Linked DNA regions of Homo sapiens: region 1 is linked to region 2. A link is a contact called in ENCODE POLR2A ChIA-PET data. All regions are on one chromosome and are shown on one strand. Each heading gives the region's core, a stretch centred on a gene start or an enhancer-like site at or near the end of the contact. The rest is flanking DNA. Distances are from core to core; before and after follow the strand shown.

Evidence for each region. ChIA-PET counts read pairs that join two places held with the same protein, here RNA polymerase II (POLR2A).
Region 1: POLR2A ChIA-PET joins it to region 2 with 10 read pairs in B cell. The contact joins the enhancer-like site here to the promoter of METTL18 in region 2. POLR2A ChIA-PET finds 5 or more read pairs at or near these places in 2 of 52 experiments (B cell and H1).

What each region holds. Positions count from the first base shown.
Region 1 is chr1:202,153,705-202,157,215 of GRCh38, reverse strand. PTPN7 (protein tyrosine phosphatase non-receptor type 7) reads left to right here. Exons shown (of 10, transcript NM_002832.4): 5 at 1,607-1,683; 6 at 2,893-3,030; 7 at 3,381-3,491. Among named protein-coding and RNA genes, the nearest start is that of PTPN7, 5.1 kb to the left of the region's middle. RefSeq lists a silencer at 2,083-2,132. Within about 2 kb of position 1,720, at least 5 of the 41 ENCODE cell types and tissues checked have a DNase peak (open chromatin) inside an H3K27ac peak, as active enhancers do; they include B cell, where a contact is called at or near this core.
Region 2 is chr1:169,793,506-169,797,337 of GRCh38, reverse strand. It overlaps METTL18 (methyltransferase 18, RPL3 N3(tau)-histidine), which reads left to right and starts at 2,431. Exons shown (of 2, transcript NM_033418.4): 1 at 2,431-2,523; 2 at 3,441-3,832. The coding sequence starts at 3,643. It overlaps FIRRM (FIGNL1 interacting regulator of recombination and mitosis), which reads right to left and starts at 2,298. Exons shown (of 25, transcript NM_001320047.2): 1 at 2,223-2,298; 2 at 1,355-1,509. RefSeq lists an enhancer at 2,379-2,698.

The DNA of each region.
Region 1 (3,511 bases), core at 471-2,970, about 32 Mb before region 2:
ATTCACTCATTTCTCACAACAATCCCATGAAGTTGGTACTGTGATGACCATTTTACAAGTGAGGAAACTAAGGCACAGAGAAGTTGAATATCTTACCTAAGATATTCAACTTAGCTACTTGCACCAAGCCCCTTTCCCTGTCTTCCTCTTGCATGGGAAATGCCCAGCCAAGGCTTGCAGTGAAGGAAGCACCACCAGGAGGGCTCCCAGAGAGATGGCTTTGAGAAAGTCAGATGGAGACAGGGCAACGGCCAGCAAGAGAGCAGTGGAGGCGGGGAGGGAGGACACTGTGCTAGGAGGGGGTGACCCTGCAAACTGGCAGACCCGGAGCAAGCACCTTCTATTTTTCGGAGGCAGGCATGAGGCCCCGGAGCCTCTCCCTCCCTCCCCTGCTCTCCCTACAGGGAAGCTACTCCCAGCTTGAGGCTTTAGCTCAGTGAGCACTCGGGCCCTGTCTCCTGCTAACCCTCCTGGAGTGTCCTCTGCCTGCATGGGCGGATCAAGGTGCTATTAGCGCTATTCCAGGCCAGGGGGAGGAGTAGCCCTTGTTCTTGGCCTAATTCTAATCAGCCCTGCAGCCACCAGAAAAGGGAAAAATTCCTTTGCCTGAGATTCCCCTGGTCCCCAGGGTACCTTCTGTCCATGACCAGGCTGGCATGAGCAGAGCGAGAGTCTCTTCTCCTTTCCTCACAAGCCAGCTTCTTCATCCATGTTTGGGTTTCATTTAGAGAAATCCTTCCCCCTTAGAGGCAGAGGCCAAATGCCTCGTGGCTGAGCGGAATCTGAGTCCTAGTCCCACTTCACAGCTATGTGATATCTGGCAAGTTGCTCATGTGAATCCCATATTCACCATTAGAAAACAAATTCTTCTTCCTCTACATCTCTTTTTCCATCCCTAGTGGCATAATCTTGTTCTAAACCTGTACTGATCTCAAGGATAGAATACTGTATCTATTAGAATATTATATCTAATATTGTATCTTCCCATTTGGTCTCTGCTGTTCCGTTCCCTTTCTTCTCTAGTCCATCCTATACAGCACCACTCAGTTAATCTTCCCAAACTATTGTTTTGATCATGTCACTCTCCTGCTCAAAAACATTATACAGCTTCCTACTGTCTGCGTATAAAATACTTCAATAGGGGCCAGACATGGTGGCTCACACATGTAATCTCAGCACTTTGGGAGGTTGAGGTGGGAGAATTGCTTGAAGTCAGAAATTCAAGACCAGCTTGGGCAACAAAGTGAAACCCAATCTCTACAAAAAACGTAAATAAATAAATAAATAAGCAAGCCAGGTGTGGTGGCATTTGCCTATAGTCCCAGCTATGTCAAAGGCTGAGACAAAAGTATCACTTGAGCCCAAGAGTTAGAGGTTACAGTGAGCTATGATCGCACCACTGCACTCCAGCCTAGGCAACAGAATGAGACCCTGTCTCTAAAAACAACAACAAAAACAACAACTTCAGTGGGTGTAAGGCCACCTGCTATACACAAGGTGCTATGACTGTGATGAGCACAGGAACTCTCCTCTTTCTGACCCTGCTTGAGTCTGTGTTAGTTGGTCACCTTCTGACCTCTGACCTCTGCTGATTTTTATTTCCTAGATCCCCAGAGCCGTGTCTGTCTAGGCCGGGCACAGAGCCAGGAGGACGGAGATTACATCAATGCCAACTACATCCGAGTGAGTGGCCTGGCTGCAGTGGTGGGCGGGGAATGGGGGAATTCTCAGACGTCTGAGAATATCTTCCAGCCATGGCTGGTGGATCAGGTGCCTGCATTTCCTACCCTCCCTGCTCCAGCTCACTGCTGTCATAGCCCTACCAAGCTGGGCTGGTACTGAACATGCCCCAAAACACCAACCTAAAAAACGGAGCAGATGTTGAAAAATATCTGGAGAGACCACCAAGTCTCCCTAACCTCCACTATCAGTCCTCCCATGCCACCCTCTAAACTTAGCAGGAAGTTAGCATTGTTGAACCCAATCTCCAGCTGCTTAAGAGCTCACAGCTCCCGAGAACTGCATAGGTGATGCCAGCACTAATGGGACCTCCCCGCCAACTTACCTTAACTGCCCCTCAGATAGCCCCTCTTATATGAAGATGGTTGATTGACGTCAAGCTATAGGAAGCTCCAGGCCAGGTGGGTGTTCCACGCCAGCTTCTCGCTGCTGTGGGCCCTAAGGAGATGTAAAAGCAGCGCTCTCTAGTGACTCAATGTGGGTAAGACATCAGTCAGGGGCGCAGGGAGGCGAAAAGCTCTTAGCTAGGGAAGCCATGGGGAAACATGATCTTACATTTGCCGGCCAATACCGGATCAACTGCAGTCTGGATTTCACCATCTTGAGAAGCAGGAAGCTGAGGATCCTGAAGGTGAGAAAATCAGGTTAGGGAGAGTGTGCTACATTTTGCTACTACTTTCATAGAAAAGTAGTAACCTGTAAATGTGAAACTGTCACTGAACAAATATTAAACACTGTTTAGGTATTTTGTGCTAGAAGAAAGCAGCAGGGGAGGAAGGGAATAAACATTTATAGAGCACTTGCTATCGGCTAGACTCTCAATATATCTTACTGAATTTAATCCACTCTACATTCCTACAAGATAGATATTATTATGCCCAATTTACAGATGATACCACTGAGGCTTACGGAGGCTAGGTAACTGGCTTATAGTGGTACAGCCAGGAAACAGCAGAACAGGGATCTGATCCTCATTCCAGAACCCGTATCCTTTCCATCATGTGGCTTCTGAGTGTGCGTGTTCGTGCATGTGTACGTCTACACGTGTGGTTCACAGCTTCAGGCTGACCCCAGCACCTGAGGCATCTAGGATCTCCCCAGAGCTCTGCTCTCACTGCTCCCCACCCCTTCCCCTGTGCTTCCACCTTCCAGGGCTATGACGGGAAGGAGAAGGTCTACATTGCCACCCAGGGCCCCATGCCCAACACTGTGTCGGACTTCTGGGAGATGGTGTGGCAAGAGGAAGTGTCCCTCATTGTCATGCTCACTCAGCTCCGAGAGGGCAAGGAGGTAGGAGGCAGAGCCACAGTTCATGATGAACCCAGAAAGTGCTATGCCCACCCCACCCCCACCCCACACACAGGGCAGCTCAGAACCAGAGGTTTCCCTGGGAGCCAGCCCCAGCTCATACCTCTCAGAAAGTTCCCTGAGATATAGCCCTGGGAGGCTGTCTATGGCCAAAATACGGGATAGGGTGAGCACTCTGCTTGCAGGTATCAAGCTCAGAAGAGCCAGGCTCCCTGTTGCTGACCTCCCATCCAGTAGGGGTGGAGGATGGGGAGGAGATACCAGCCCCTCTCTGCTGCCCTGTCACCTGCTCCAGCTGACCCTCTTCTGACTCCCAGCTCCCTCCCTCCTAGAAATGTGTCCACTACTGGCCCACAGAAGAGGAAACCTATGGACCCTTCCAGATCCGCATCCAGGACATGAAAGAGTGCCCAGAATACACTGTGCGGCAGCTCACCATCCAGGTACCACCCCCCCGGAGCCA
Region 2 (3,832 bases), core at 1,182-3,681:
TGGAAAATAATACGTAAAATGCAAAACATGAAAAAGATTTTGGGGGGTAATGGCATTGTAGATTTATTGCAAATTTTTCATTTGTTAAAATAGTGAAGCTAAAATACTACCATTAAGCTGAAAAAAAGTATTGTCTAATTAGACTCCCAAGTATTTTTAAAACATGAAATATTTTTAGCCCTTTAATGAATGCTTACTATGTGTCAGGCACTGTTCTAGGTGCTGAGGGTAACGCTGTGAAGAAAATCAACATCCTGCCTTTATGAACTTTGCAACATAATGTGTAGAAGTGGAAAATATACAAAGCAAACAAGAGCATTTCTTTTAATGGTAATGTGCTTTTTAGAAAACTGAACAGGCCAATGTGATACAAGTGTAAGACTGCGTTTGGGGGAACTGCCTAAGATTGAAGGCTCTGAAAAAGCCCCTCTAAGGAAGTGACATTTGGGCCAAGACATAAACATGAAATATGCAAAAGGCTGAGAGAACAAATCAGGCTGAGCAAAAAGATCTTGAGGTAGGTGAGCCTAATGTATTCATGAACAGAGTGTAGTTAATTAACTAGGTATGAGAGAAGGGCAAGGCTTAGATCACCTGGAACCTTGAAGGTAAAGTGGTTTAAAAAGGGAAATGACGAGATCTATGTTTTTCCCCTCTTAACTTTTTTGGAATAATGAATTATGAGTAGAAACAAGGAAACTATTAATACTCCAAGTGAGAGGTGATAAGGGTTTGGAATCAGAGTGGTAGCAATGAGGATGGAGATAAACGGATTGATTCAAGACATAGTTTGGAATCAGAAACAATAGAACTTACTGATCGGGTGTGTGAGACAGAGAGGATTCAAGGTTTCAGTTTGTGAAACCATTTACTCAGATGAAGAAAACTAGAGGAAGTTTGGGCTTTTTTGAATATGTCGTTTGAAGTGCAAAGCTAGGTGGGAATGTTGACTTTCAACTTAATGAAGTCTCTCTATAAGCTTGTGGGGAAGAAGAGGAATCACGTTCCGTGTCTCTGTTCTCCCAAAGCCTAACACCATGTCTCACACACATTATGCACGCAGTTTAAGTGTTTTTGAATGTTTTGAGGGTGGCTATTTGTTTTCAAGTTGAAACTCCTTGAAGACGGCAGTTCTGTACCTACACAAAAACTAAAAAAGGGGGCTTTGGCACCTTCTGAGATTTTGCTAATGCCTAGGTGAATGACTTCTATGTGATTACATAGGGCTTTAGCTGCACAATATTTGTGCAGTATTGAGATTCTCTCAAGTGAAGGTTACTTTTTTTCTTTTGAGTGTAATTGTATAAAGCTGGGCTCAAATGTTGTGAAAAAGATACATATACATATGGTTTACCATGAAAGGCTAGGATTCCAGGCACATTTACAACCACAAAGGCATGAGACCAATCAAGAATGTGCTGCACCCGGACGAAGAAGGCGCTAAGCGCCTCAAATCCAACAGTTGAAAGCCAACAACAAGCGGAAGAACTCTTTCAGAAAGACTCCAGCCTGGGTGAGAGGAGTGAGAACTTGTCAAAAAAAAAGAAAGAAAGAAGAAAAAGAGGTCTGAGAGGGGAAGGAGGAAAATCATTTTTATTTACTGAACATCTTTTAAAGATTTCACACCACAGAACTATGCCCTTTAATTCTTATAACGCTAAGAAAGCCCTTATTCATATTCACCACCCTTTTTACGGGAGACAAAAGCTCAGAGTATCTCGCTTTACCTCAAACTATTAAGAGCCAGAGCTATCGTCATACCGCAGGTCTCAGTCCTTGCCTCCCCCATTATCCACTAGCAAAAGTATTTACACTTAATTGCAAGCAACGAGTACAGAAAAACTGAAAGAAGGAATGGAAGAAAACGCCACATCCACTGCTAAAACCTTGGGTCAGAACACGTCCGCGAGGCTTTCCAGGGCCAAAGCCTTACTTAAATCTACCACGGTTGTCGCTTCCCCTCCAGTCCCTCACTTTTCATCCCACTCACTGACAAAGAAAAGAGGGGGTTCAGGCCGCGGTAATATAACCCAGCCTGGCGGTGGGTCTGAAGGGACAGAAGAGAAAGGTTCGCGACCCGCCCACACCCTTCTCTAGGTAGAAGTGACAACCAAGGAAGGATATGAGGAGTCGGGGCAGGACGGACGGCAGTTCCCGGCGGCATAGCTCCTCTGGCCAGCTACTTAATTCTTCCAGGGGAACCGCGCTAGCTGGGACCGCACCTTCCTGAGACATACTTTCGTCAAACAGGAGAGCTTCAAACCAGACCCGCCAAAGCCCAGACCGGAAACTCGCAGTCCCGCCAACCCTTGCGCGCTCTCCGCCGGCTCCAAAACCATAGAGAGGAGGGCGGCTGGTTTCTTGGTGAGCCCGGGTCCCTCAAGGCCGGAAAGAAAGTCGGGCTTCTCTAGCCCCTGGAGGACTCGACTCACTGGTGCGCGATTTAGGTCCGGAGGAGGCGTTGTGAGGTGAGCTTTTTCAGAAGCGCGATCCCAGGACACGTCGGGAAGCAAGCATCCCCAGGTCTGGATCACTGTAAACATTACATTCAAATGGGGAGGTGAGGGCCAGAAGTCCCCACTTCTGGGGTCGGATTTGTTCCGGGACCTGCAGCCGGAAGTGACTCCAAGCCTTGCAGCGTGATGGGAGAGGAAAGAGGCGCGTTCCTAGCCGCGGGACTGGGTGACCCGCCTCTCCCCCAAATTGTAAATCTTGTATAAAGGGAACAAAGATCCCACTTGCCAGAACTGTGAAAATTGAGGCAGATGGTATAGTGTCTAGCGCAGTAGATAGAAGATTCTCAATAAAGTTGCTTCTTATTTCTACAGGTCTCTCCAAACTACTGCAGTGCCCTAGTTTGCGTTTGCTCTGCCACCGAATTAGTCTTTACTAATTATTGCCAAATTACCCCCACTTCTATACACTTAGGGCTGCTGTTCTCGACTAAATGTTTGGAGTGAAGTCTTGGATGAATTTACACACACCAGGCCATACCTATGCATGTTTTTAAAGGGACGCTGACTTACCAAAATAAAATACTGCACCTCTTCTGTAAAAGACAGAAGTGAAGTTATTCTGGAAGCTTAGGGGGTGAATATGGTTGGACACAAATCAAGACAGCTGAAAGACAGCAAGTAGCTAGGCTGTCCTGTCTGAATATCTTGGACTTTATGTTTGTCCAGGTGGTAGTGGTGGTGGTTGCTGTTGTTCTTCTGTTTGTTTTTATAGTTGATTTTCTTCTCCCACTTTGGAACCCTTAAGGTGTGTATGAGTGTCCAAATCTCTTATCTCTCTCTCTTCCCCACAACTTTTTAAGAAAAAGCAGCTGTATGGTGGGACAGGGAGGGGTGGGGGTGGCTGTTTAATATTACACTTTAGTGAAATGTGCCATTTTGCTTTAATCATCATTTTCTTTCTTTTTTTTTTTTTTTTCTTTCCAGAGCTGCTTGGAAAGAGGACCAAAGACGTCTAAAAAGTCATTTGGAAATATCTCTAAATATTTGTTACCATGTATAAGCTGCTAAAGAGAAATTGGGCCCAACAAAACTAATTGAATAATTGAGGCAGATTTGTGTGTATCATCAAATTCTATCCAGAAGTTGAAGAATCTGAATTTAAAGATTGTGTGCATTTAATAAGAGGATGACCTTTCAGTTTAATTTCACTATAGAAGACCATCTGGAAAATGAATTAACACCCATTAGAGATGGAGCTTTGACCCTGGATTCCTCAAAAGAGCTGTCAGTCTCAGAAAGTCAAAAAGGAGAAGAGAGGGACAGAAAATGTTCTGCAGAACAATTTGACTTGCCTCAGGATCACTTGTGGGAACATA